Linked DNA regions of Homo sapiens: regions 2, 3, 4, 5, 6 and 7 are each linked to region 1. Evidence: chromatin loops called from intact Hi-C (ENCODE). Cell type or tissue: endothelial cell of umbilical vein. All regions are shown on one strand. Region 1 has its middle 12 kb from the start of PLSCR5-AS1. Region 2 has its middle 290 kb from the start of LNCSRLR. Region 3 has its middle 5.9 kb from the start of LNCSRLR. Region 4 holds the start of LOC105374145 (a long non-coding RNA gene). Region 5 has its middle 76 kb from the start of PLSCR4. Region 6 has its middle 83 kb from the start of PLSCR4. Region 7 overlaps PLSCR4 (phospholipid scramblase 4).

The links. A loop is a pair of places that touch in the nucleus more often than their neighbours do. Peaks named below come from ENCODE experiments on the same cell type or tissue, not always from the same donor. Only the 100,000 strongest peaks of a DNase experiment are listed, where the experiment ranks them.
Region 2: a loop joins it to region 1, with 12 times the contacts of the local background. A loop is called at or near these places in 4 of 110 quality-filtered maps.
Region 3: it touches region 1 in a loop (17-fold over the local background); 42 of 110 quality-filtered maps call a loop at or near these places.
Region 4: it touches region 1 in a loop (12-fold over the local background); 20 of 110 quality-filtered maps call a loop at or near these places.
Region 5: it touches region 1 in a loop (5-fold over the local background); 65 of 110 quality-filtered maps call a loop at or near these places.
Region 6: a loop joins it to region 1, with 15 times the contacts of the local background. A loop is called at or near these places in 66 of 110 quality-filtered maps.
Region 7: a loop joins it to region 1, with 12 times the contacts of the local background. A loop is called at or near these places in 76 of 110 quality-filtered maps.

What each region holds. Positions count from the first base shown.
Region 1 is chr3:146,575,515-146,579,514 of GRCh38, reverse strand. It overlaps a transcript of PLSCR5 not described here. Among named protein-coding and RNA genes, the nearest start is that of PLSCR5-AS1, 12 kb to the left of the region's middle. In endothelial cell of umbilical vein, no CTCF peak of the experiment used is centred here; a DNase peak (open chromatin) is centred at 1,654.
Region 2 is chr3:145,774,719-145,778,718 of GRCh38, reverse strand. No RefSeq gene overlaps it. Among named protein-coding and RNA genes, the nearest start is that of LNCSRLR, 290 kb to the left of the region's middle. In endothelial cell of umbilical vein, a CTCF peak has its summit at 1,765 (motif pointing left); a DNase peak (open chromatin) is centred at 1,738.
Region 3 is chr3:146,061,249-146,065,248 of GRCh38, reverse strand. No RefSeq gene overlaps it. Among named protein-coding and RNA genes, the nearest start is that of LNCSRLR, 5.9 kb to the left of the region's middle. In endothelial cell of umbilical vein, no CTCF peak of the experiment used is centred here; no DNase peak of the experiment used is centred here.
Region 4 is chr3:146,187,941-146,191,940 of GRCh38, reverse strand. LOC105374145 (a long non-coding RNA gene) reads left to right here and starts at 1,403. Exons shown (of 2, transcript XR_001740949.2): 1 at 1,403-2,142. In endothelial cell of umbilical vein, a CTCF peak has its summit at 2,212 (motif pointing left); a DNase peak (open chromatin) is centred at 2,160; H3K27ac peaks cover 919 bases.
Region 5 is chr3:146,325,306-146,329,305 of GRCh38, reverse strand. No RefSeq gene overlaps it. Among named protein-coding and RNA genes, the nearest start is that of PLSCR4, 76 kb to the right of the region's middle. In endothelial cell of umbilical vein, a CTCF peak has its summit at 1,937; a DNase peak (open chromatin) is centred at 1,995.
Region 6 is chr3:146,332,457-146,336,456 of GRCh38, reverse strand. No RefSeq gene overlaps it. Among named protein-coding and RNA genes, the nearest start is that of PLSCR4, 83 kb to the right of the region's middle. In endothelial cell of umbilical vein, a CTCF peak has its summit at 2,143; a DNase peak (open chromatin) is centred at 2,096.
Region 7 is chr3:146,217,143-146,221,142 of GRCh38, reverse strand. PLSCR4 (phospholipid scramblase 4) reads left to right here. Exons shown (of 9, transcript NM_020353.3): 3 at 218-328. Among named protein-coding and RNA genes, the nearest start is that of PLSCR4, 32 kb to the left of the region's middle. In endothelial cell of umbilical vein, a CTCF peak has its summit at 2,077 (motif pointing left); a DNase peak (open chromatin) is centred at 2,032; H3K27ac peaks cover 1,246 bases.

The DNA.
Region 1 (4,000 bases):
GGTTGCACACTGAAATTCTAATTCATTTGAGCCTTAATTAGAGGTTTATGGACACATTATTTTTAGATTTGTTGTATTTTATTTTCAAAATGAAAACAAACTGAGGAAATAACATAAACGTTTACTACTTCATAATTTACTCTTACTCCTGTTTGGTAAGTTTTATATTATTGTTTCTTTAATTGCTAAAATAAGGGGAAATGAAATTATTGTTTATCATATTTTGACTTTTCAAATTAAGCATTTTTTCCTTTCTATACACTTTGATTTTTATCATTTCTCCTTACATTGTGTTTTGCTCACCTTGGAAGAAAAAATTCTTTTTAATAAAATTTCTCTAAATAAGTGTAAATGGATTTTGTCTATTTCTTATGCTGTGAAATTTTTGCCATTAAAAATAGGTGGGAATTGTACTTAGTGACATGTATTGTGGTTCATTCTAACTGTCTAGGTGTTAAATTTAGGCATCACATATTTAAATAATTTGAATTGAATAATTTAAAGGATCTATAATATATTTTAAAAAGAAAAAAATTTTCATTAAAAATCTTGTTAAAGAAATGGAAAAAACCATAGTAACTTTTGCTGGCTGAGCCTCTATTTTATGACTGTCTGCCAAGTATTATTATCAGCATTATTGAAAATGCATTTCAAGGCATTTTTGATTTAATTATAAATATATTGTTTTTAAAAAACAATTACAATGGAACTATAAGAGATTTCAAATATTAAAATTTGATATTTTGCCCAAAACAAAATTAAAACACGATAAGACTATTTGTTTCACAAATATATAAAGCCTAGCATTAATGAACATTATGAGACACTGGGCTAGACTTCTTACAAACATTTCTCATCTGATTCCAGTGCCACACATTATAAGCCCAAAGGTACAGATGAAAAAAATCAATGCTCAGGAAGGTTAAGTAACTTGACAGATTTTACAAAACTGTTAGCTTTTTGTCGACCTTCCAGAATGAAGAATATGAGTGGGCAGGAAATGGCACAAGGAAATCACTTTTAAAATAAGGAAATAAAATGGGAAGCCAAAAAACTAGGGGAGAGATGCTTTTATTCCTTTAAGACCTGAATTAATAATATTCTCATCAATATTATGTACTCTTTCTATTTAGAAAGGTAACATATAAACAACTTTAACTCTTTTATCCACTGATAGTATATCTGTGGTGTTATTCTGTGGTTATCTTTGTGGTTATTATTCCACATAATAGATAAAGTAGCCAATGTGTAAGCCTGAAAAAATACCTTTGAGAAAAAGTTTACATTATATTGGAGTAATTAATAAAAAACTTTATTAAACATAAAAGATTTGGAAAATATTTTCCAATATCAATAAATCATAAAAGCAGTTTCGGTCTACCATTTCATTGCCTCTTCAATATTAATTTTAGCTTAACCAAATAATAAAATAAAATGTCAGTATTCATTTTGGCACCTATATTATATTCTTAAGTACATTGAATGTTTTAAACTATACCATATTTTTAATTATGTTGAAAGCTAGCTGTAGAAAATACATAGAAAGACTAATAGAGAATTAAACAGTTGTTACTTTTTAAAATCCAGTTACATATGCCTAGGTAATATATATGTTTAATAAGTCTTTCATGCTGCAGATGGCAGCAACACTTCACATTATGATGGCATTGCTTAGCTACACCAGCAGAATCTTGAAAATACAAATTTCTATTGAGTATTCATTTTGTTCTTTCTGTAATCTGGGAAATAAAACACATCAATTTTGTGTGTAGAAGGGTAAAATTTGATGTTATGTTTTTAATAAACTGAGAAACACTATATTTGTTAATGTATTATGCACATGATGAAAGTTTAGTAATTACTATTTTTAATGAGCAGACTGAATTGATGGACAGTTTCCATCAATTTAGTGAATGCATATATTCCTATTTTTCTAAGGAAACTGAGTAACATTGGCGTACCAAACAGTTAAATAAAAGCACCATAAAATCAAGCATATAATTGAAAGTAGAGTCCCAACTCTGATTTTCTATTTGTCATTTAAGAGCTAAACCATCAGTACACAAAATCTAAAATTATTTAAAATTATACAGAAAATCCACTCATTTTTGGTCATTTGTATGTTGCATCCTGATCGCCTTCAGAGGAAATGTATAGGCCAAACCAAGACACATCCATGGAGTCAAGTCCCAGTTTGGTGACTCAAGGTCATTGAGCAAGTGTGAGTAGGTCTAAGAATGGATACAAATGCCCCACCATTTTAAATAGGCTTTTAAGGTAACAAGATGATAAGAACATAAAACCATAATATTCTATCTAGAGTTAAGGTCAGGGGTCAGAAGCAGGAAAAAGCAATATAAATGTAGAAAAATCAACTTATCGTATGTTGACTTTTAACCCAGGCTAAATGTTTAAATAACATAGCTATTTTTTAAAAATATCCATACCCAGACCTCATTCTGTACCAATTAAGTCAAAATCCCTAAGAGTATCTTTTAAGTCACTTAATTCTTTTTTTTAAAAAAAGACTAGTAATTCTAATGTACAACCAGTGTCATAAACAATTTCTTTTCTAATGCTGACAAAATAGTATAACTTTTATTTTTAATTCCGGATTCAAAATTTGGCTTTCAAAACTATAGTAATCAGTGTCTGGCTTACTTATATAGACTTTATTTTAACCTGAGCCTTTATATTATAGTACTGTAATGTCCCTCTAGAATCCCATTATAGATCTCTAGCCTATTATCTTTAAGCAATAATAATAATGATATCATCTTATTTTTTAGAATTATTTAGAGTATTTCAAAGCACTTCCACACATATGAATGGCCTGCACTGGACCTCACAAGAAAACAGAGGGTTTCAACTGTGCATAACATCAGAGATGACCAGGTGCAACCTCCATATATTGAAGACTTAGAAAATGAGAAATATAAAAATTAAATTACTTTGTTTTACTTTGTGCCCACAAGTCTTTTTATTATACAAGAGTATATGCAAAAAGACTATACATAAATATATAAAATGCTCAACATGGTAAATTGTTTAATAAATTATGGTTCACATATAGAATGGGGTTCTGTTTTCTTAGAATGAGATTTTTAGATGATAAAATACATAGAGAGATAGACAGGATGGAAATTATTATATAGTTGGTAAAGGAAAAGCATTTACTTTGCATGTGTGCAGAACTATGATTCAATTCTTGTAAAATTAAAAAATAAGTACATATAATGTGCGTGTGTGTGAGAGAGAGAGAGAGAAAGAGAGAGAGAGGGAGAGGTGGAAAAGGTTAAATTTCCTAATTGCTACAGCAGAAGCACAGGTATGCAAATCACCTAAAAGCCATATTGATTTTTTTAAGATATACATTTAAAAGAATGCCAGCCAGGATATAGATCTACTCTAAGGTATTTCAAATTAGTAGCTCACCTTTCAAAACCATGAGATAACTTTTTTGATCAACAGAAATATTGTAAAGATTTGAGAGAAGTATTAAGCTCCTAGATCTAACTCTGGGGAACCCATATGATTGTGATCAAATTCAGAACAATGCATATTTTTTGTGGAAAATAAGTTCTTCCCAAGGGCTGTTCATAAATTTAACTTAGTCAGACAACCTTAATGAGCGAGGTTATTCTGGCCTACAAAACACAGCTGGGAGAAATGGACATGCAATCATCAATAGGAATATGTGTCTTCCTGATTTTTGGCAGCCAAGTCCCAGAAACACAGTTACTGGCTCTGACAGCGTCTCAGTACAAATAAGAACTACAGGAACTAAGACAGTTTGGTTCTTAGTAGAAATTAAAAAAAAAAAAAGGAGTACATAGTCCAGAAATGTAATGATGCTTACTCTATATGGAAAATTAATTTATGATAAAATGATGTTTTTCAAAGGAATAAGTCAATAAATAAATGACTATTTATTCATTGAATAATCATTCAATAAACTCTGGTAAGGAAAACCTTAGCCAATATGGAGCCACTTTTGTTT
Region 2 (4,000 bases), 800 kb after region 1:
GGCAACAGAGTGAGACCCTGTCTTCCAAAGGTGTCTACCTTTTTAAAAGGTAGTCACCTAAGACACTTCCAATTATAAAGACTTTATTGTTATGACAGCTTCAAACACAGGTGGATTAAAACAAATCTGTGTGTTAAATAGTCTTACATAAAACACAGAAAATTTAATCTTTTCTAAAATTTATATTAGTAGACTTCATTGTTCTTCATGTTTCTCAATTTAATTTTTCGATGGCTGGATTCAACAGAAATTTTGTCACTTGGGTAGTAAGTGGAAGGGACTATTACTTCAACTTCATCAAAGTGCAGTAGAGTAACTATCTGTCACACCAGCAAAGATAGATTTTCCAAAAGAAAATATTGAATACTTTGAGAACTAGTTATAGCTAACATTTTTTAAGTGATTACAAACTAAGATGCTGGATTTTTAAAAAATTGAGTAATTTACCCACCATGACAACAACAGATGATATTAACATCTTTATGGATGAGAAAAGCTAGTTTTATTGTTTTAAATCAATAATTCTTAATCCCAGCATTTTGGGAGGCCAAGGAGGGCAGATCACGAGGTCAGGAGTTCAAGACCTCGTTGAACTCCAGTTCAGCCAGTTCAGCCTGGCCAACATAGTGAAACCCCATCCCTACTAAAAACACAAAAAATTAGCAGGGCATGGTGGCGGGTGCCTGTAATCCCAGCTCCTCCAGAGGCTGAGGCAGGAGAATCCGTTGAACCTGGGACGGGGAGGTTTGAGTGAGCCTAGATCACACCATTGCACCCCAGCCCAACCGACAGTTCAAGACTTCATCTCAAAATAAATAAATAAATGCAAACAAAATAATAATGATAATTCTTGAACTTTGGTATATAACAAAATCACTTAGAAGAAGGTCTGGCCTTCTTTGCATTTTTACCAAGTCCCACAGGTGCTTCTGAATGCCACCCAAGTTTTAGAAGCACTGGCTAATAGTGCTTCTGGCTAATATGCTAATAACTTACACTTTTAACTAACATGCTCTACAGTTTCCAACTATATCTGCTCTTTCAAATCACTAGGATATTTATATAGTTTCTAAAACAAATATCTAAATCACTCCTTCCTCCTTTGAACAAAATGTACTAATGGTCTCTCATCATTTAGGTTTTTAGTTAACTCTATTATAAAGAAGTTTGCTATCGATGTTAGATAAAAATGTAACAAATATATGTTGTATTTTGATGAATTGTCACTGTAAGTTTTCTTATAGAAAAAGGATGAAAGTATTGTAGAAGTCATTCCTATATTGGAAGTGGTGTTTAAGTCAGTGAATTGCCAGATGCCTGCAAACTGTCGTGTCTACAGACCTGTGAGACTATGCACGGCCTCTCCAAAGCTTGAAATACAATACAATGAACCTTGAATAATGTCCTGCCCTTAAACACTGGACATTCAAATAATTTGCACTATTAAGAGTATAAAATAAAGATAAACATTAGCATTAGTAGTTTAACATAAAAACAATCTACTATACTGCTTTTCTGAATGGGTTTTTCAAACGAGATTTTAGGTTTCTATAGAAGCAGGAGTTTCAGCCCTCAAACTTGAGCCAACTAATTTTCTGATGAGACACTAACAACAACTACAAATGTAGTTAAAATTTTCTCTTTCTGGCCAGAAGGAATTTTTCCTGTATTTGGAGAAGAAAATGATGTTCAGCTTGTGGACGATTCTGAAAAGGCTCTGAGTAATGCTTAGGGACACATGACTGTAGCACCCCCTGCTGATGACTTCTGGGATTAAAGTTCATGTGATACTGGTTTCAGCTCCATGATTCCTCAAGTCATTTCACTTTGCTGGTGAGACAGAAAAGTAATGTTATCTCAACTTGTCTTATTCAACAATTAAATTCTATTAGTTTTACATTGAAATTCTAAATCCTAAGATTTATTGGGTTATTGATAATTTTTATCACCTGTTGGTAATCTATTCATTTCATTCATCCATTCAGCAAACACTGAGTGCCCACTCTCTGGCTGTTGATGTTTTAGTTGTATGAGATATAGCTGTTAACAAAACGAACTTACTTCCTTCATGGGGTTTACATACTGGGGTGGAGTGGGGGAAGAGAGGGTTAAAGATAGAGAAAGAGGGAGGAAGGGAGAGAAACAGGGAGGAAGGGAGAGGGAGAGGGAGAAACAGAGGAAGAGGGAGAAAGAGGGAGAGGGAAGGAGAGAGGAAGAGAGAGAAGTTGATATACAGCATGTCAGATGATGATAAGCATTATGGAGATATTAAAAAGAAACAAGGTAAGAAGAAAAGCAAATGCAGGTGAGGATTGAGAAATTCTTTTTTTTTTTTTTTTTTTACAAGATGGTCTTCATTTTATGAGATTTTTCTTCCCACACATTGAAATAATTCACTAAAAACAAGCAGTCCTCCCTCAGCAATTAGAGTAATAATAAGTCCCAATCAGAAGTCAAGCACAGAGGGGAGGCAGTGTTAGTCATGGGAGGCAGATCTGTTAACGGAGGGACAAGGCATATTTTTGGAGAAACTTTTATATTCAAAATCTAACAATCTTTACCTAGCATCAGTACTAAATTTGAAGAAGTACATGAGACCAAGTTCCTTTGTTCTATTTATTGTTTCAAAATCTGAATTGTTTGTCACTTACAGAGCAAGGAGAACAGAGCACTGTAAGAATGATCTCAAGGTCTTTGTGATCATTGTTACAAGGTCACAGCTGTTTGCACATTGTATTTCAAAATCTGAAAGTATGTTATCACAATCCCATTCTTAACATGAACACATCTACCCAATGGGTGGGGAAGGACTTTAGCTGTTTCTCTGTTCCAGTCCCCTGCCCTAGGACCACCCAGCTGGCAAGGGCCACATCCTGACCATCTCTTGTGGTCAGAGCACAGGGTGACCACATTTATGGAGCTCAAATGAGCCAAGTCTCAAAGCAATGGAATGAACAATTTGTTTCCACTTATGTTAAACCAGGGAAGAAAAAAAATCATTGAATACATTAAATAACATAGGTCAATAGAAAGAAATGTATTTCAAAAAGGATAGTCTGTTGCGAACACAAGATGACAGCCATAGCTTAGGACGTTGACTGCCTTCAGTTCCCCTGTCTGCTCTCCCTATCAGTGCTACACCCAGGGTCAAACCCAACTCTAGATCAATCAAGGGTCTGCCTTTTCAACATCTACACCCATGCTGCTATGTATGCTCAAGAAAAATCACACACTTTTATGGGATTAGAAAGTGACAAACGTATGATCCTCAAAATAGCCTGGAAAATTCTCATTGTGTTTCTAGTCAATTCCATCTCCTATTTTTAACTTTGGCTTCTCTTCTCAACTGCTGACCTTATCACAACCCTTCCCTCAGGAGAAGAGCTAACTTTTTATTGCAGGCAGAAAAGAGAAAATACCTGATTGTTATTCCCTAAGCATCCTATCACCTATAAAGGTATCTGCATCTACTTAATCCTTCCTAATTCCTTCCTACTTTAGTGGGAAAGGTCTTCTCCTTGCTGTTCAAGGATGATCCTTTCTCAAGTATTCCCGTATTCTCAGTGACATGGCACCATCCTTCATCTATTCATCTCTTCATTCCCTTTGCCTACTGGCTTCTAAGGCTCTATGAAAATAATAAGTCAGTGGGCTTTGGAGAAAACCTGTAGAGAGTTCCTCTCAAACTCAATTTCCTCATTTGTCAAATGGGGATCAGAGCTCCTCTCTTACAGTGTCTTTGTAAGGATTAAGTGATGCAATATAAAAATCACTTGGAGCACAGCAAATATTCCAGAAACCCGACAGTTTGTGTTACTCCTGTTGCAGTGTACTACCAATTTATTTGTAATAGTCCTTTACAAAGCACGTTTACATGCCTTTCCAATTCTATCCTTACAAAAGCTTATAATATAAGCAGGACAGATCTAGAAATTGATTCAAAGTAATAAATTTTCTTTCTCAAGGTCACGGAGCTAGGTGGTGGTGGATTTAGGACTCA
Region 3 (4,000 bases), 510 kb after region 1:
GTTAGGAAAAGGTCAATAGTAATTTTTCTTTATTATCAGTACGGAACTGGTAAGTGCAACAATGAGGACAAGAGTCTTGTAGTAAAATTTGGGTGATTCAGATACTGTGAAAGTTACAATCCTTGTTTTGACTTTTTGAAGATTAACAAAATTTATTCCTGCTGAAGTTATGCACTAAATTAGTTCTAATTTACTCCAGCTGTTGCACATTTACTTACTGACCACACAGCCACGCTGATCACCCTTTTCTTCCTTTGGGTCACTTAGTGTCTTGGCTGCTGGATGAAATCAAGGGGATCTTCAGCTAATGCTAGAGTGGCATCATTGATTTTCATATTGTCTCAGACAGCTTTCCCATTGACCTATGAGCCAAGAGGAGAGGGAATTTTAAAAATATGTGTTTTTGAAACGATTTTGTGCCTGTGATAGCAAGTCGACAAAGATGGTCCTCAATGAACCATGCCTCCCAGTACTCATACCATTGTGAACCCAGGTGGGTCCTTTGTAACCAATAGAATGCAGTAGAAGTGACTGCCTAATTTCCACATTGAGTTATGAGAAGCTTTGTGGTTTTGAGCTCTTGGAACATTTACTGTTAGGGCATTCTCTGTAGAATCCAGGTACCATGCTGTGCCCATGCCACATGGCAAGGCCATGTGCAAGCACTGTGGCCAACAGCTGAAACCAAGCTCCTGCATCAACTTCTACCACATGAGTGAATTATTTGGACATCAGTCCCAGACAAATCCCAGTTCAGATGAATATAGCTCCTGTCAACATCTGCCTGCAACCACATGTGAGACCCCTCAGCCAAGAAACACCCAGCTGAGCTAAGCAAACCCATACAGAACTATAAAAGATGATAATTTATTGAGTCACTAAGTTTCCACATGGTTTGTTACACAAAAATGGATAACTGAAACAGGATTAATTGCCTATAATGTATCTCTAATAGGCTTTCCTTCTCAGAGCACTTTGCATACTGGATTGTTACTTACCTTTCATTCTCCTCAATAAGGCCGTGGGCTCCTTGAGGGCAAGGACTGGGTCTTATTCCACCTTTTCAGTTTTAGCATATAGTCTGGCATATAGTAGGTATTTGTGTGTTAACTGGAAGTTGGTTTTATATCTGAAATTTTATTGTATTTGAATCAAAATGATCCCTGAGGGGGAATAGGTGTTTTGAATTTAAGAGGTAGCCAAAAAATAAACCTATGTGTACTGTAGTTGTGTGAAGTAAAGATGTGTGAAATATTGTACAGTTTGTCCCTGAATAAAGGAATATGTAGGTGGCCTCAAGTTGGATACAGTGATGCACTAAGACAGTATAAAAGGAAACTGCTATCACTGTTATCCTCAGCATTCTGGGCCAAAGGACTGAGAGAGGGAGGGTTCAGTTTATGAGTAATTTGCTTAGTGTATGCTTACTGTGTGTATTTGTATTAAACATTCAATAAGTGTTTCAAATTGAATTTACTTTTATACATCTTAAAGCAGTTTTCTAAAAGGTGCTTTAAAAAGTGTTATTTTATATAGTGACTACAAATTCTATATCTTATCCTCTAAGTTTAAACTAGAAAATAGTTCTAAAATAGAAATATGTGAAGACAGTGGATTTTCAAATGCCAAGGAAAGTGTAGCTTTGATATGTACTGACTCTGGAACTAGTGTTGTTACCCCAGTTACAGATTCGATTGCCCATTGGGTGTGGCCTTTCTTGGTTTTGACCAAATGTCATTTTAACATCTATTCAGTCTGGTCTTAAAAATGTGATAAATAATGGAATGAAAACTTTATAATTTCAGAATTATGGACCTGTAGGACTCTGTTCAAAATATGAATTATTTAGGAAAGTTATAACTGTGATGATGTCAGAAAAAATAGAACTTAGAACCTCTCTTGAGGTTCTTGTGAAGTCCTATTTTTTAATCAATATAGAGGAGCTATTTTTAAAATTGGTAAGTGAATTGCCCAATCTGAGATATTTAAAAGGTACCAAAGAGCAAATTTAAGTGCATAAAGTAATAAGAATTAAGAGGGAGCAATGAGATTCAGGAGTTATGATTAATTATATTTCAAGTAGGTATGTGGAGAATGAACATAAACACATCTAACTTGCCATCTAACTTGCCATTGATTAGAGGGGTTTCATCTAATTTGGGACATTTGTTTTGACATTAAATTTTCTAATCTATTATTTTTGGACAGAATATCATCTACACTGTATTCTAGACAGTTTCATCCTCCAATAGATTTTCTTGCAAATTTTTAATCCAATGTTACATTATTTTTTTAAGTTCTAAAATGAAGACAGAACAAGAATTACAGAACATGTACTTGTCTGTATTACATAATTAATTAGTGTCCTCTCTCAGATGCTTGTAGCCCTGAATCTTAATCTTCATTGAGGGTTTACTTTTGTTGACAGTTACATGTATAGCTAGCTGAATATACGTGGGCTTCCCAGATTTCCTACCTACCAATAGTTAGGTGGGATTATGGAACTGCTTTTGGCCAGTGGCCAATGAATGGAAGTTATGTGGATTACTTGCAAAGCCACACATTTATGAGCCCGTTTTAGAGACCTTGAAGCATATGTATTGAGATGCCTGGATCTCTGAATCACTATTTGGAAGTAAGTTGTCCTTAATAGCTGCTAGGACCACAACAGATTTATACGAGAGAGAAATGAAGTTTTCTATGTTAAGCCACTGAAGTTTCAAGGCTTGCAAGACCGCTTATTTTAACCTGACTAAAACAACAATCACATGTGTGAGAAAAAGATATACACTTTATTAGGAGAAGATGAATTTAGGTTTATGTTGATTTACAAATAATAAAAATCTAGAGTTATCTTAGGATTTTGTGATTTAATTTGTGTCATCGAACAATAGAATCTGAGGACTGGAAGTAGTGTTAAAAGCTATATAGTCCAAAGTCTGTCCTACCTCTACCCTAAACAAATCATCTTTCAGGCTTTCCTGGTTGTTGATCACCCAGGTTTACTTGAAAACTTCATTTAGTGAATGTTCATGAGTATCTGTTACAAGCCCATGTACCTGAAATTACAAACATGATTTAGATATCAACCCTGCATTACAATCTGGTGACAGGCAATTTACTGCATTCTAACACAGAAACAGCAAAGCTTTTCTCATAACTGTAATGAAGACTGTCTTTTGTAACTTCTTTGTAAAGTTTATGTGGGTACACTTGGAAATTATATGAAAAACCTAATACCTTTTAATATGGGTTTATAAAATATTTAACAGCCGTAATCACAACAGTTGCCTCCCACCTACCACCCCTCTATGCCTCACCTTATTACCTTTTCCACATTTAAAAATACCAGATTCTTCACTAGTCTTTGTCTGACCACCCTCACTGCTCCTCCCAGCTGACTGGCTTGCTGATTTTACAAAGTCCTAGTATCAGTATCACTCTCCTCTACATTTGGAATGGTTTATCAACATAGCTGTGGAAGGGTGGTGGCCAGATCTGAACTTAATATGCTAGGTAGTACTAGGTATAAGTGGTATAGAAGCAAAGAGAAGACTCATTCATATTTTGTATTTTTTGCTAATAAAATTAAGTATCAAATTACTTTTGGTGAGGGATGGGCAACTGTATTGTACTGCTGATAATTTGCAGTCAGGAAAAATTTTGTTTTCCTTCTCATAACAACACTGTTAAGCCATGATTCAGTTTACTTTCACATTTTTCTTGAGCCAAGTATAGAATGCTATTAAATTAAATTTTATTGGTTTTAAATTATAATTTTAGCCTGTTTCAATCTTTGTGAAAGCTAATTCTATCACTCAACATAATTAAGTTATTCTCCTCTTGGGCTCGTGCCACCCAAAATGATGAGCTAGCTTTCGACAACTGAGTCTTGGTAATTTACAAAACTGTTCAGAAAGACGAACCAAAATTTGAATGGCTTGCTGTGTTCTGTATAAATTTATAATCGAAAGTCTGATCATGGCTACAGGTTTTTTTT
Region 4 (4,000 bases), 390 kb after region 1:
AAAAAAATACAAAAAAAAATTAGCCGGGCGCGGTGGCGGGCGCCTGTAGTTCCAGCTACTCGGGAGGCTGAGGCAGGAGAATGGCGTGAACGCAGGAGGCGGAGCTTGCAGTGAGCCGAGATCGCGCCACTGCACTCCAGCCTGGGCGACAGAGCAAGACTCCGTCTCAAAAAAAAAAAAAAAAAAAAAAAAAAAAAAAAAATATATATATATATATATATATATATATATATATAAAAAGTCATTTCTGTAGTGTTGCTTAGTGGTAACTAGCTTTCTTATATGACCAAGTTATTTGTAAATGCTTATTTCTAATCCTCCTAAGATACATTTAAATTTCAAGTATAATTTCAATGTCAGTATATCATGAAGGAAAATTGCTAGAATTTGTAACCATCAGTGAAGAATGCATTTTAAACATTTTTTCTAAATGACCATTTTTTCCAGAAATTATACAAAAATCAGGTTACAAGACTTATTTTTTCTGACCAACTAGATATTAAATCAAATTCAGGTATAGAATAATCAGAGTGATTCTAGAGTATGGTATATTGATCCTGTTGGAGCAGCTGGCTGCTTTTCAGTCTTTTTTTCCCCCAGTGTTCAAGGTCGGATTTAATTTATATTGAAAGAAGCAAGCTTGGAAAACCCATAAGAAGTCTGGATTTAATAAACTAATATCAAACTCATCTGTTTGGCTAGTGATAGCTAATGTTAAAAATGGATCTTTTTCCATAACTTCACAGAATGCATTTCCCATTTTCCTCTAGGCCTCTTAAATTGTAAATCTCAAAAAAGAGAAAAGCAGAGTGATACACTCCAAATCAGTCCAAGTGAGGCAGAATAATATACTATGTGATAATACTTGGCATGGTTAATAATAGCACATGGTAGGTATTTACTCAGTGTCTGCTAAATGAATTAAAATATAGTAAGTAGATATATATTTGAAATATTTGCTATAGTTGTCAGTAAAACTTCTTGTCATCCTTACCACTATTTCATTCCATCAATACTTTACTGAACATTTACTAAATTCAGACACTGAGCTATTTCTTAAGGCAGAGAGAAATACAAAGGTTAAAATATATAATTAATACTCTCAGGGGCTCACAGGCTAGTGGGCAAGATAGACTTTTAACTTCTTTTTTTTTTTTAGACAAAATCTAGCTCTTGTCCCCCAGGCTGGAGTGCAATGGTGCAATCTCAGCTCACTGCAACCTCCGCCTCCCGAGTTCAAGCGATTCTCCTGCCTCAGCCTCCTGAGTAGCTGGTATTACAAGGGCCCGCCCCACGCCCGGCTAATTTTTGTATTTTTAGTACAGACAGGGTTTCACCATGTTGGCCAGGCTGGTCTTGAACTCCTGACCTCAGGTGGTCTGCCCACTTCAGCCTCCCAAAGTGTTGGGATTACAGGCGTGAGCCACCGCACCGGGCCAGGATAGACTTTAAAACAAACAAAACACACATTTTTTAGGACAACAATGAACACATACTCAGTGGAATGTTGGCACACTCAATAAAGGCCATGTCATTAGCACCATCTCAAGTGCTGCATAATATATTTTTGTCCCATTTAATGAGACAGTTAAGGCAGGCTGTGCCATATGTCCAGCGGAACTTCCTGTTCCTGCTGGAGGTAAGTAAGATGCACTTTATAGCTATGTCTGCAAGCTGAATGCATGGTGGGTGTAACTGAAAATGTCAGTCTTTCTAATTTCATCAAGCAAAGCAGGGATCGATTGCTTATTATGGTAAACCATGAGTACAGGGCAGTGTCTGGTATATCTAAGATGCTCAATAAATATTGGTGAATGAATGAAAAAAATTCAAATATGTGTATGACACGGTGCTAGGTGTTCAAGAAGATAGAAAGGAACATGCAGTCTATCCCTCAGCAAGGATAAAGCAAGTAGATAAATAATTGTAGCACAAAGCTAAGTAATTATTACATAAAATAGTGTTTTTTTTTTTAAATGTGTATTACTGGATTCTCACAACTGTATCATGAGGTAAACATCAATCTCATTTTTCAGAGGAAGAGTAAACCTCATCAAGAGGTGATAGTACCAAGAAGATGAAATGCTATAAGGAGTCCCTGCTATAATTGTAATGAAAGAAAACCAAAGGGTTGGATAAAAGGTGAGATACACGAAATCTCCTAGAGCTAGAGGAGCTACTTCCACCTAGCGGTGGAACTTAGTTAATGCAAGAATTTCTAGAGCTGCGCAGTCTCAAGGTTCCAACCAGAAATCTGATGAGGCCAATCGTTGTAATCCTGTGTCCCAGCTGCCCAGAGCAGGTTCGTGGTGAGTGTTCACTAGTGTGTGTAATGAGGGTGGGGAAGGTGCTAGAGCTGGGGAGATGGTAATGCCTTTGCACATAGTATCTAAACAAAAAACTTAAATTGCAAATTCTGAAAACATGTACTGCCATTAGCTAGCTTAATAGTTGCCTATTACATTTCTTGCCGTTCTTACTTGTACTGCTCCTCAGCAAAGAAGCCAGTTGTGAAATCATGTAATTTGGGGATATATAATTGCTATCTTTACCCAAAGATTTAATTCTAGGCCAGATGTTGGACATTCATCTGGGGCACATGGAGAAAAAGCAACCTAATCATGAGATAGGTGGGATGATGCAACTACCTATAATAACAATAGTGAAAATGATGAAGACTATAAAACCAGCCAGCTCTATTTAATGCTTCCTACAAACCAGACGCTGTTCTAGTTCTAAAGACTTTCCATATATTAACCCATTTAATTCTCATAACCCTATGAGTTAGATTACTATAATGATTCCCATTTTACAAAATAGAAAATGAAGATTTAGGTATCTTGCACAAGGCCACTCAGCTAGCTGTATATCCACAAAGCCGTTATGTGACTGCCCAAAGCACTGAGAAGCAAAAAGAATAAAGCTGGAGGCATTACATAACCTGACTTCAAATTATATTACAAAGCTGTAGTAACCAAAACATCATAGTACCGGTATAAACATCCAGAGGCTACACTCCAAATTTTTATGCCCTGTTTTTCTTTCATCTCTGTGTAATATTTGGTTTCTTTGTCTGTTAACCCAGAAATACAGGGAAACAGAAATAGAGGAGAAAGGTGGCATGCTACTTCATGTGTTTTAAAATTTAGGACTATGACCGGGAAACGCAAGAGACTCAGAAGTCTTGTCTGAGGGTAGCTGTCTCCAGAGAGGCTTACCTTTGCTCCTATTGGTGCCTCAGTGGTGTTGCCAGCTGATGACCATTTTTTTATATTATTTCTTCAGTTTGGTGTTTCCCAAGTCATGTATGTATTTCAAATATGAACCCCTAAATGATGTGGACATATCCTGGTTTATGAATTCTCAGGGAACAAATTTTCCCTACCTGTAGCAGAGGTCAAAACAATCAAGCTTTCTCTTAATTTCTATTTGCCAATTTTTCTATCTCACTTTTTACACTGGAGTGTGTCCCTTTGAGACTTTCCACTTTACTGGGGGTCTCTCTTCTAATATCAACCCTTGCCTAAGCCCAAGACCTCACTTCCAGCCTCATGGTGGTGGGTAAAATCAAAGCCCCTTCCTAATAAACGTTGGTGACTCCTTCCATTTGAGAAGCCAAAGAAAATGCCAGACTAAGCTTAATAGTCAGACGTTTCCAATTTTTCTTTATTTTTAACTTCTGCTAAAATCTTGTACTCTCCCAAAATCTACACTTTGCATCTAAAAGCCCTTTGGTTATATTTCAGCCACACTTTATATATTCTATGGAAAGAGGGGTTTTAAGATTATCTAATTTGCAACATTGCTAGCAATGTGAGTGACCTATTTTTTTAAACTGCACATGATTTTTATGTGAAATATTCAGAGGAAAATTCTTTAACATAAATATAATCATATAATATTGAAACTTGCAACTTATTACTATTTGTTATACCTAACTTACAACTAAATATTTTCTCTTTGAGATGAGTTATCTATCATCATATTATTGAGTTCCAGA
Region 5 (4,000 bases), 250 kb after region 1:
AAAGGGAGAAACTAATATTTCGCACAGGCAGATTGTCGCATTAGAGCATGTGAACAGATTGCCAGGCAGTGTAGGCTAGGTTAAGCTACGGTGACAATCTCAAAGTTTTAGTGGCTTATAAAAATAAAGGTTTATTATTTACTTACATGTCCTTTGTAGGTCATCAAGATACTTTTGTTCATCACAGTCACTCAAGGACCTGCTGCAGAAAAGACTTAATCTTGACCCAGTCTTTCCTAAGTACTAAGGCAGGGGGAAATGGACACAGGCATGGGAAAGTAAATATGACAACACAGGCACTAGTTCTTAATATTTCTCCCCCAAAGTGACACACATTACTTACAGTTACAATTCACTGGCCAAAGCAAGTCATATGAATACAATCAACTTCAAATGACCAAAAAAATGCAATCTTACCATCTTCCTGGAAGGAGAGAAAATAGCTTGTAAATAGGACTAATGACTATCTCATATATGTTCTGTTTCTTATGTTTGTTTGGTTTGTTTTCACGAATTCTGCTTCACTGTTGGCTTTGAATTTATCATTTAATTTTTATCAACTAACATCGTAGTTTATTAAGGTTTATTTAGCAACTGAGTAATGGTAGTAAAAGGCCCTGAGCATTGATGTCAGTAAGGGAGATGAAAGACATATAGAGAAGTTGCTTGATTGCACACTAGCACAGGTGTCATAGATAAACCTCTACTCACTTCAAAATGTCGTCTGCCTTAAATGGTTAAAGTTTAGAAAACTGTTAAAAACCAAGTGTTGGTAAGAGTATAGAGTAACTTGACTTACACTTACTGTACATAAGACACAAACTTACTCTAAAATTCAGCCAGTTTACTCTTAGATGAATACTCGAAGTGCAAATGTTTACCAGATTTTGTGCACAATATTTGTAGTAGTTATATTCATAACACCAAATGCAAACATCCTAAATGCCATCAATAGAAAAATGGACAATTAATATGTATTATACTCACACAATGGAATACTGCAAAGGAATGAAAATGAGAAACTACTGATGTGCAATATAACATGGATAACCCTCAGAAGTTATCTCTATTAGTATGATCTCTCCAGAAAAATAGAATAAATAGGATAGCTTTAGACAAAGATGTACATGTAGGCTTATCATAAGAAACTGGCTCATGTGGTTATGAAGGCTGAGAAGTTCCATGATCTTCAGATAGAAAACTGGAGACACAGGAGAGCCAATGCTATAGTTCCAATCTCAGCCTGAAAGCTTCAGGTGAGCTGATGGTGCAGGCTTCAGTCCAAGCCCAAGTCTGAAGGCAAAAGAAGACCATGTCTCACATAGAGGACAGGTAGAGAGAGAGTGAATACTCTCCAAGCCTACCTTTTTGTTCTGTTTAGGCCTCCAACAGATTGGATGAGGTGCACCTACATTTAGGTAGACAATATGCTTTATTCAGTCTAACAGTTAAAATGTTAATCTTATCCATAAACACCTTCACACCCAGTATGTTTAACTAAATATCTCACTACCCTATGGTCCAGTCAAGTTGACACATAAAATTCACTATTACGCTTTATTAAATGAAAGAAGCAAGAGTCAAAAGAATATACCCTGGATGATTTCATTTGATGAGTTCAATATAGGTCAAAATAATGACTTGAAGATAGAAGCAAGCATTGTGGCCACCTCTTTAGAGTGTGCTGAATGGTATAGCACAGAAGAAAACATTTTGGAGTACTTCAAATGTTCCATATCCACCTAGTTGATACATGGATGTATGTATAACACTGAAAAAATATTTAACTTGCTTATTTAAATTTGCACACATTACAAATTATATGTTATACCTCAGTTTAAAAATGATATATTTGTCCTTTCACAAAAACAATAATTATTCAGCTATGCATAAATGAAAATAGCTCTGGGAGAGTTCAAGATTCTATTGAAGAAGTTGCAGCCACACAGTGGCGCAATAGAACCAAAAATAACTTCACAGATAGACTGGGAAGAACGGTTTCATTTAGCTACTTTTGTTTAATTCCTCAGGCCAGCACAGCTGCTCACCGTGAGAGGTCATCTTGGCCCATGAGTTCTCCTTATGAAGGAAAAGAGGATCAAGATGAACAACCAGTTTCCCCAGCTTTTAGGCTGAAGGAATTACTTTGGTTTTAACCCAGCCAGATTGCTAGGGAAATCAGCATAGCTGATATATTTGGAGATGGCTAGGAACAAGGGGGTAGGAGCCATTAGTATCAAGTACATGGCAGCAGGTGCTACCTCAGTTCTCAGTGGCCCGCCTTGCAGAGGACTCCAATAATGTCACCATTAAGGACCTCAACAACCTTTATGGCCACTGCAGACTCTTGAAACCTTCACCACAAAGGGGTCCATATTTTCCCTTTTCTGACCTCAGTTGCCTAAGCTGCAGCATCTGCTGCAACCACTGAAGGCACCCTAGCCAGTGATGCCATGGAGACTCCGGACCCAGTATGGCCACTTTGTATAAATGTATACAACTAGGCTCTGCTCCCATCACCAACCTCAGCTCCCATTGTAGTGGGCACACCTGCAGTTGGCCCCTGTAGCTAACTACAAGCATGTTGCCCACTTCAACATCCACCTACCCAGTCATGCTCACCACTTGACCAAGAGATGCCAGTGTGATTCCCAGCAACCCTAGTGGCCATCGTGGGCCCTATGTAAACATCAATTCCAAGACCACACATTTGTCAACATTGCATATTCCAGCTCCCTGATCACTGATCCACCACCACTTGCCCCAAACCCAGAGTTGAAGCACACTCCCACAGTTTTTGTCTTGAACACCACTAGACCCAGGGCCCAGAGTACACCCACAAACAACCCTACTTTTGGCATCCCTTCATCCTCATTCCTCCTCTGCAGGTGAAGGTTTTTCCTTACCAAAGCCAGTCCATAAAGTCTGTGATAGGTAACTGCTTCTCAAATGTGCAGACACCAACACAAAGAAACAAAGAACACACAAAAAAGGAGGGAAACATGAAATCATCAAAGGAATGTAATAACTGTCCAGTAATTGACAGTTATTCTAAAGAAGCATAGTAAGGTAAGAGAGAACATAGATTAAACATTTTTTTTTAATCAGTAAACAGCACAAGGACAAAGTGAGTAGGACAATATAAAGAAAATAGAAAAAAGAACCAAACAGATTCTGGAACTTAAGAACACAATGGCTATGCTTAAAAAAATAGAGTGCTTTGGTTGGGCGCTGTGGTTCACGCCTGTAATCCCAGCACTTTGGGAGGCCGAGGCGGGCGGATCAAGAGGTCAGGAGATCGAGACCATCCTGGCTAACACGGTGAAACCCCATCTCTACTAAAAATACAAAAAAATTAGCCGGGCGTGTTGGCGAGCGCCCGTAGTTCCAGCTACTTGGGAGGCTGAGGCTGAATGGTGTGAACCCGGGAGGCAGAGTTTGCAGTCAGCCAAGATTGCACCACTGCACTCCAGCCTGGGCAACAGAGTGAGACTCTGTCTCAAAAAAAAAAAAAAAAAAAAAAGAGTGCTCCAACAGCAGGCTTGATCATGCAGAAGAACGAATCAGCAAATGTGAAGGTTGACCACTTGAAATTATCCAGTAGGAAGAGAAAAAGGAAAAACAGTAAAGAAAACCTAAGTGACTTATGAAGCACACTGAAGTGAAAAAACACATTTATAATGCGAATTCAAGGAGAAGAGAAAAGGAAAAAAGTATAACTCTCATTTAAAGATATAATAACAGAAAGCATCCCAGATCTGGAGAGGGAAATAGACATCCAGACTGAAGAAGCTCATGGGACCCTAAATAGATTGAAAAGAGAGAGGTCTACATTCAGACATAACAAAATTGAACTGAGAAATTAAAAAACAGAAAATTTTGAAAGCAGCTAGAGTAAAACAACTCATCATACACCAGGGAAATCCTATGAGAATATGAAGTATTGCTCAATAGAAATTTTGAAGGCCAGGAAAGAGTAGAAGGACTTATTTAAAATACT
Region 6 (4,000 bases), 240 kb after region 1:
GGTAGCTTGGGTGACAGAGCGAGACTCTGTCTCAAAAAAAAAAAAAAAAAAAAAAAAAAAAATTAGTCCTTGGTTTCCATAGTAGGAAGATCTGTAGCCCTGCACAAATATGGGAGTCCATATAGTAAGTCATAGGGGGACAATCCCAAGTATTCTCTTGGGCCTAATCCTCAGGAGTGCTATTTGGAGATATTTGGTCCAAGGCATTTTAGTTTCTAAGATTAGTTTGGTGATACGCTTTTTGAGAGTTTGTTTCATTCTTTCTACCTTTCCAGAGAAGGAGGATGCCAAGGGGCATAATAATCCCATTTAATTTGTAAACCTTCCATAATTTCCCTTAACACCCTTAAGGTAAAGTGGCTCCCATTGTCTGAATCAATATTTTCCACCAGGCCAAATCTAGGTACAATCTGTTCTAATATTATTTTGACCACATTTCTGGCAGTGGCTGTTGGAAGGGGAAAGTCTTCCACCCAGCCAGAAAGGAGATCTACGATCACCAGTAAATACTTTAGTCTTCCAACTTTGGGCATTTCTGTGAAATCTACTTGAATGCTTTGAAATCGTCTTAGTCCAGGAGGTCTTCCTCCCATGGCCTGTTTTCTAATCACCTTTTTCTTCATCTTTTGACAAGTTACACAAGTTCCATATGCTTATTTAGTGAGGGTATAAATTCCTATACACACATAATTTCTAAGTATTGCATTACACAGAGGCTGGGGTCCCCAGTGACTCCCTTTGTATAATATAGACATTAGTTCTTTCATCAGGGGTTTACTGACACCAGCTGTCTCACACTGTCCACCTTTATCTCGGCCGTCTGCTCCAGTTCTGTGACTCCTGCTGCCCCTATTCCTGCAGCTGCACTCCCTGGTCTGCAAGGCCACATCTTAGTAACAAAGTTAGCCTTCAAAAGGCCTTGCCCTACTGGATCCTCCAGATCTAATCCAGAGTATTTTCTATCTGATCTCTGAGCCTCTGCAGGAATGCAGAGGGAGTTTCCTCTTTTTCTTGTTGAATTTCGAATGCCTTTGAGACATTTTGTGTTCAAGAGTGGACTCTTTGATCCCTTTAATTATTAGTTCCCTGAGGTTCTGCATTTGGGCCTGGTCCCTGGGATCATTATTATCCCATTTGGGTTCTACATTTGGAAATTTTTATTTGGCTGGCAACACTCCTTGCCCAGGAGGGTGTTGCCTCTCCCAGATAGTCATGACCACTCTCCTAATCATTTTCCTTTCTTCTCCTGTGAACAGGATATTCATGATGGACATCAATTCAGCCCAGGTGTAAAAGCCGGTCTTCTAAATAAAAGGGATCTTCTAGGAGTGGTTTCATTTCCTCTTGAAATTCCTAACTTCAGTACTTGTAAGAGGAGCATTTACAAAGACAATCCCTCCCCATCCCATGGGAACTTCCCTAAGAGGGAACATGCTAGATATCTGCTGTGTGGAAGGGATAGGGAAGTTCTCAATATCCCTCTTACACTATTCTAATTCTTTTCTTAAATTTGGATAAGGATTTAAGGGAGCAGTTGGTTCATCTCCCCCATGGTCTCCAGGTCACCTTCCTCTAACCCACCTGTTGCTCCTTGATATTCTTATGCCCAATTTTGTGAGACATAGGCAGGGGGCGAGCATGATAGGGGGTCCCAAGGCTTTTCAGTGGATGAGGGCTCTTTACTAGACTTTTCTTCTGCTTCTTCTTCTTTGAGGGGGAACATGGCAGCTAATTCCTTGATCCAGCAGAAAGCGTAACCTATCTCTTCTTGTGAGGATGCGGTTTTATCATTCATACAGAGAGTTAAAGTTTGGCACACCCAGTCTTCATCTGAGCCAAACTTAGGCCAAAAGACTGTAGGCTTATGAATGGGGTCTTTGGGCCAGATAAAACAGCAATACTTTATCATCTTTTGCTATTTCTTGTCCCTGGTTCGAGGGTTGTCCCTCAAACCTGCAACATGCTCCCCAAAGGACTATCCGGGGGAATGTCAGAGGGAGTCTCTTTGGCTCCCTCCTTCCTTTGTCTCTTAGGCCTAGAATTCCTGTTTCCCATTTTCAGTCTCTGTGTCTGAGCTTTTCCCTGTGTACTCAGCCCCCCCCACTGGAGGTTTCTTGCACACCCCAAGAATTGCTTTGTCCATGTCCAGCCGTGTTTCCCTTGCAGGAGAACAGAACTGCAGATTGGGACTCCGCACTCGCTTTGTATGCTGGATACATCTCAGTTACACACACTTAACCTCCAAAAATGCCCAACCACCATGGCACTACTTACAGTCCAATTTTCCTACTTCGGCTCATGCACGAAGTTGCCTGGTTGCTGTGGGGCTTGCTTTTCTCCCTGTGTCACTTCCGATGCCTCCTGAATAACAGTCTCAGTTTTGTCTGTGGCCTCTGTCGGGAGCCAGGTGCCCAGAAAGACCAGGTCACCTACATTGGGTGGGATATGTCTCCTTTCTCAGCTAGAGTCCCACTCCATGCAGGCACAGAGATCCCAGACGAGCCCTCAGATTTGTAGAAAACATGCTCACCCATCCAAACCCAAAGAATGGATTCAGAGGCACAAAGAACAGAGAAAGTGAGACTTTTAATAGCAGTCTTGCAAGATCAAGTGTCTGGTAGGCAGGCACACCTGGGGTAGCTACAGCAGGTAATTTATCTCCTAGCATGCAATTTATCTCCTAGCATGCAAGTCCCTCCCCTAGTTCCTAATGGGTCGAGTACTATGGTGTTACAATCTTCCCAGATGTCGCCTGAGTTTTATTATCCCCCTTATAAGGTTATACCTAAGTCCCCCTTCCCCGTTAAGTTTTGATTTCCCAATAATGAAACTTTCTTCTCTTTTATGGGCTGATCCCTCCTCTTCATTCTGTTCACTTATTATGACTTTCTAACAGAATGAGCCATGCGGTTTGTTACATCCGCAGGCTGGCTGCCAGTGCTAGATTTATCATGCCTTGAAAATGGACCATCTAAAATATTTTCTCACAATTATGAATTCTCAGAGGACAAACCTTTAGCACAGGCCCAGAGAGGCTTTCATTTACTTCTCATTTGCCAGTGGAAGAATGTTATCTATTCCACCCTTTATATTGGAATGTGTCCCTTTAAGGGTTCCCATTTTATTGGGGGTCTCTATTACAGTACCCTTCTTGCTCAAGCCCAAGCCCTCACAACTGCCTAGCCATGACTGGTAAATCAGATCCCCGTTCTAAGGAAGGTGGGCAACTCTTTCTCTTGCAGAAGCCAAAGACAGTGTTAGTCTTTTGTGTAACACTCAGATTTTTCAGATTGTTTCTTACTTTTTGGCCCCATGGATTTCTCTAAATTTCCTTGGAGCTCAACTTTGCATGCATATAGGTTTTAATTATGCTTAGCTCAGACTTTCAGGTTTTTACATGATATACTTTGCAACACTGTCAAATATGGATGTGACATAATTGTTAAAAACACATACAGATTTTAATGTAAGGAACACAGGAGAGAGAATGTTCTAACATCAACATAAAAATTAAAATAATGTTCTGGTTTTGAATTATGATTTTTGGCAATAATTTAAAAGGTACTCCTTCACTTTCTATTTGAAAAGACATGTATGATATTTATGTTATCATACTATAGAATTTCAAAACCTTTGAAAATGTTTATTTCCAGTACTGTTTCATTATCCCAGCCTACATCTTTCTCCCATGCTGGATGCTTCCTGCCCTTGAACGTCAGACTCCAAGTTCTCCAGTTTTGAGACTCAGACTGGCTCTCCTTGCTCCCCAAGCTTGCAGGCAACCTATTGTAGGACCTTGTGATTGTGTAAGTTAATACTTAATAAACTCCCCTTTATAATAAATAAATATGTGTATATATATTTATATATCCTGTTAGTTCTGTTCCTCTAGGGAAACCTGACTAATACTAATACAGGTAACCAATCATTAAATTATTATACTAGCAACTGTTTTGCAATCCAGGCACAGAAAAATTTATCTTGGAGAAATTACTGAAAC
Region 7 (4,000 bases), 360 kb after region 1:
GTTTAGTTCTATTTTTAAATCTATGTTCAGTTTGAAAATTCATGAAATTTATTAATAGTGTCTAATATATGATGAATTCTTTCTTTAAAAAATATAGGAGTGTATTTTCCAGTTGATTATATTTCTTGATGCATTCCCATAAGAAAGGAAAAAGAATACATTTTGTCATTATATTATTGTTTCCTTTGTAAGTCATGTTCCCTGTCTTCCCCTGAAGGTGTGGTACCCACAGCCCCTGAACAGCCTGCAGGTGAAATGGAAAATCAAACAAAACCACCAGATCCAAGGCCTGATGCTCCTCCTGAATACAATTCTCATTTTTTACCAGGTGGGTTAAATATTCATAAAAGATATTCTCCTTTGCTAAAAACCATACTAATGATTAAAATTGCTTTTTAAGCGAACAAATTAATTGACTGATTTAATAAGTAAATAAATATTGGATGCCAATAGGGTGCCACATAGTTTACTATATGTCAGTTAGAATATATTCCTGTAGCCATAGGATTTACAGGCTTTTAGATGGAAGTTGTGCAAATATTGATGACATTCTCTCCATTCTATATGGAGATATGAAGAGAGTGTTGTAAGGACACAGAAGACAGTATTTGACATTGCCAGGGATTTGAGGAAAGCCCTGACTAAGGAGGTCAAGTTTTGCTGTCATGATAAAAATTTCACAAGCAAAGAAAAGGGGGAAAGGACTATCCTTAGCAGAAAGAATCATATGTCCGTAAGTACAGGGTCATGAAAATCTGGTATGAGGCATGCATGAGACACATGGAAGATGTGCAGAGAAATGGAAGTGAATGGCCATGGGTGCTGATTAAGGAGCTTATCTTTCTGGCAAATATTTTTGTAAGTCTGAGTGCACTACTGGTGATGTCTTGGGAGAATGAATACTTTATACAGTGCTAGTGTGAATTTGAGATATTATGATTGTTAGAAAACAATTTGGCCAAGTTTAAAATTTTAAAAATTAAAAGTGCCCTTACTTTTGGCCAAGGAAATAGTTAGTATTGTCTTTAAACACATTTTAATGACTTACATAATGATGTAGACACTGTAGTAATATTTTTTTAAAATACATATTTAAGCGTATATTTAGAAGTAGAAACCATTGTGTTATGCTCTGAAGGGGGAAAAGAAACCCTGCTATGTACAAGATAATGGCACAAGATAATGGCAAAAGTTTTTTTTTTGAGATGGAGTTTCAGTCTTGTTGCCCAGGCTGGAGTGCAATGGTGCGATCTTGGCTCACCACAACCTCCACCTCCCAGGTTCAAGTGATTCTCCTGCATCAGCTTTCGGAGTAGCTGGGATCACAGGCATGCACCACCACGCCCGGCTAATTTTTGTTTTTTATTTTTTGTTCTTTGTTTTTTGTTTGTAGAGACAAGGTTTTTCCATGTTGGTCAGGCTGGTCTCGAAGTCCCGACCTCAGGTGATCCACCTGCCTCAGTGTCCCAAAGTGCTGGGATTACAGGTGTGAGCCACCGTGCCCGGCCAAAGGTTTTTTTTGGCTCTAGGCATATGATCCATACAGCTCAGGTGGCTTCTGCACCTACAGTGTTTTCTGAAAGCATCAGGATTTCCTTTTTTCTCTTCCTAATGTGTATGTGTGTTATGAGGATAAAATGCATTATAACATACTGCATTAATAGCGCAACCTTTCCTAAATCCAAGGTATTAAAAATTAAATTATTAAATTATAATCATGCTTTATCTATCGTTTCTCTATATGTCACTTCAGTGACTTCCAACATGATATACAAGATCTATCTTATATTTACCAATTACTCTATATCCAAAAACCTAGACCCTACTAGAACAGAAACTTCACCATTTCTGAGAAAAACCTTGGTTATACATCATGTTCTCATCTGATAAAGCGTATGTCTATTCTTCTGTATATCAATAATTCAGCAAGAGAGTAGGCTACATCCTTCAAATTAAATGACAAGGTAAGTTGTAAAAATATTATAGTGCAGACCACACAACTAATGAATTTTCAGTTATAAAATATAGCAAAATTTCGCTCTGATCGCCACCTGGTGGCTGGACTATAAACTTACGAAGACTGACAAAAATTGTCTCTGTGACTCAAATTAAGAATCTTGAAATCTGTACTTGAATTATGTAGTGTTAATGAATTTATCCCAATTTCTTTACATAATTCCAATTTGCATTATGGTGTTGGATATGTGTTCCCACAAAAATAATTTTATCCACTATTCTTGTTTAAGAGAATAAAGAAACCTTTGTTATATTTAGTATATTTAAAGAGAAAATGGCATGATTTCCTGATGTTCAAAATAACTAAAAAAACTCAAATCCTATCAGACAGTGTGTCTTACACCAGTATTGGTAGGACAACGCTCCGTAACAGAGGTCTTTATTTACGTAAGTCTGAGATGCTATAGTTACACAAAGTTAAACATATTTTGTTTTGTTTTGCTTTGTTTTCCTGCAGAAGCAATCAGAACTCTTATGAAAACTTCAAAGCTTAGAAGAAAGTATAATATACCAATTTCCCACATATAATTTCATCATATGTTTTCCTTCTTTTATCTCTGGATAATACATACTTATAACAAAAATTGTTCAATTACATAAATATGTATTTAATTTTAAAATAAATATAAATTTAATTTTAAAAAATATAATCTCTATACGAATAGCCTCAAAATCTAAATGGCAATTTTTTTCTGATTTATTGATCTTCAAATTTTATAACATGAGGTGCTTTTATATTAAAAGTACATGGTAAATTAATCATTAACTCATTGAAGTGATATAATGATTAATATTCTTGAGATAATTCATATGATTTTTAGTTACATTGTTATTTTTAATAATAGTTAAAAAAAGAAGGTATGGATATCTGATTTCTAGTCCAATTCGGGTACTCTTAAATACAATTCTTAAAGGAATTAAAGTATATTCTTCATAACAAACTTAAATACATACTTACCTTCACTTTTTTCCAAATACGTTATACTTTTTTTCTCACTTAACTCTCATTTGACATTGTTTCCTGTTACCATTATTTTCCCTTTAGTCTGCTTACTGTCAGTTTCTGTCAAAAACTGTGTCCCTACTCTTAAAAAGTGCTGTTCTCAAAATTATTTGGTCTACTCCCCTGGTTTTCCCTGCCCTTCCCCATCTCCTTCTCTCTCCTCTCCCAGTCACCCTTCCTTTTACACACTCTTCTAAGTGATCTTGTTAATACTGAAGGTTTCCTTTTCCTTCATCACTTATGAAATACATATCCACAGATCATGTCAGTCTGATAGTCTCTAAACTTGCACTTCCAACCACCTATAGACTGCTTCTCATGAAAGACCATTGAATCTCAAACTCAATGATCACCAGCCCAACTTTGTTATCTTGCTTCTAAACTCTATTTTCTTTCTCCATTCTTCCCATACACTGGAGGCCTGTAGGATCCCAAGCCAGAAACTTGAGAATCTTTTCTCATATCCAGTCCACTTCAAAGTCAATGTTGTATCTTAAATGTCAATTACCATTTCTCCACTCTCTGCTCCTTTCACCAAAATCAGCCTTCCTTGCCTTCTAGCCAGACCCTTGCAAGTACTTCCTGCCTAATCTGACCTCATATATAAAGAATTCTAAATGTAAAATGAATCACTTTACTTTCCATTTGATTGGCATAAAGTTCAAGGTCTTTCATAATCTTCATCCTATCTTTCTAGCCTTGTCTGCTAAATCTCCACACACAGCAGTTCGTCCTGCAGTAGTGAGCCTCCTCTATGCACCTGCCTGTTCTTGTCCGTTTGCCTGTAAAACCTTTCCCCATCATGGAGATGCTGGCTAGGTCTAGTGTGTTAGCATCTATATCGTAGTATACCTTCTCTGCATAGGTTAGGTACCCCTCCTGTCTAATCCCTTAACATGCTATGCATCTACCTATGATTATGTCAATTACTTGCTTCGTGACAACCATTCACCTTTTCTTATACATCTTTGTAGCCTCCAC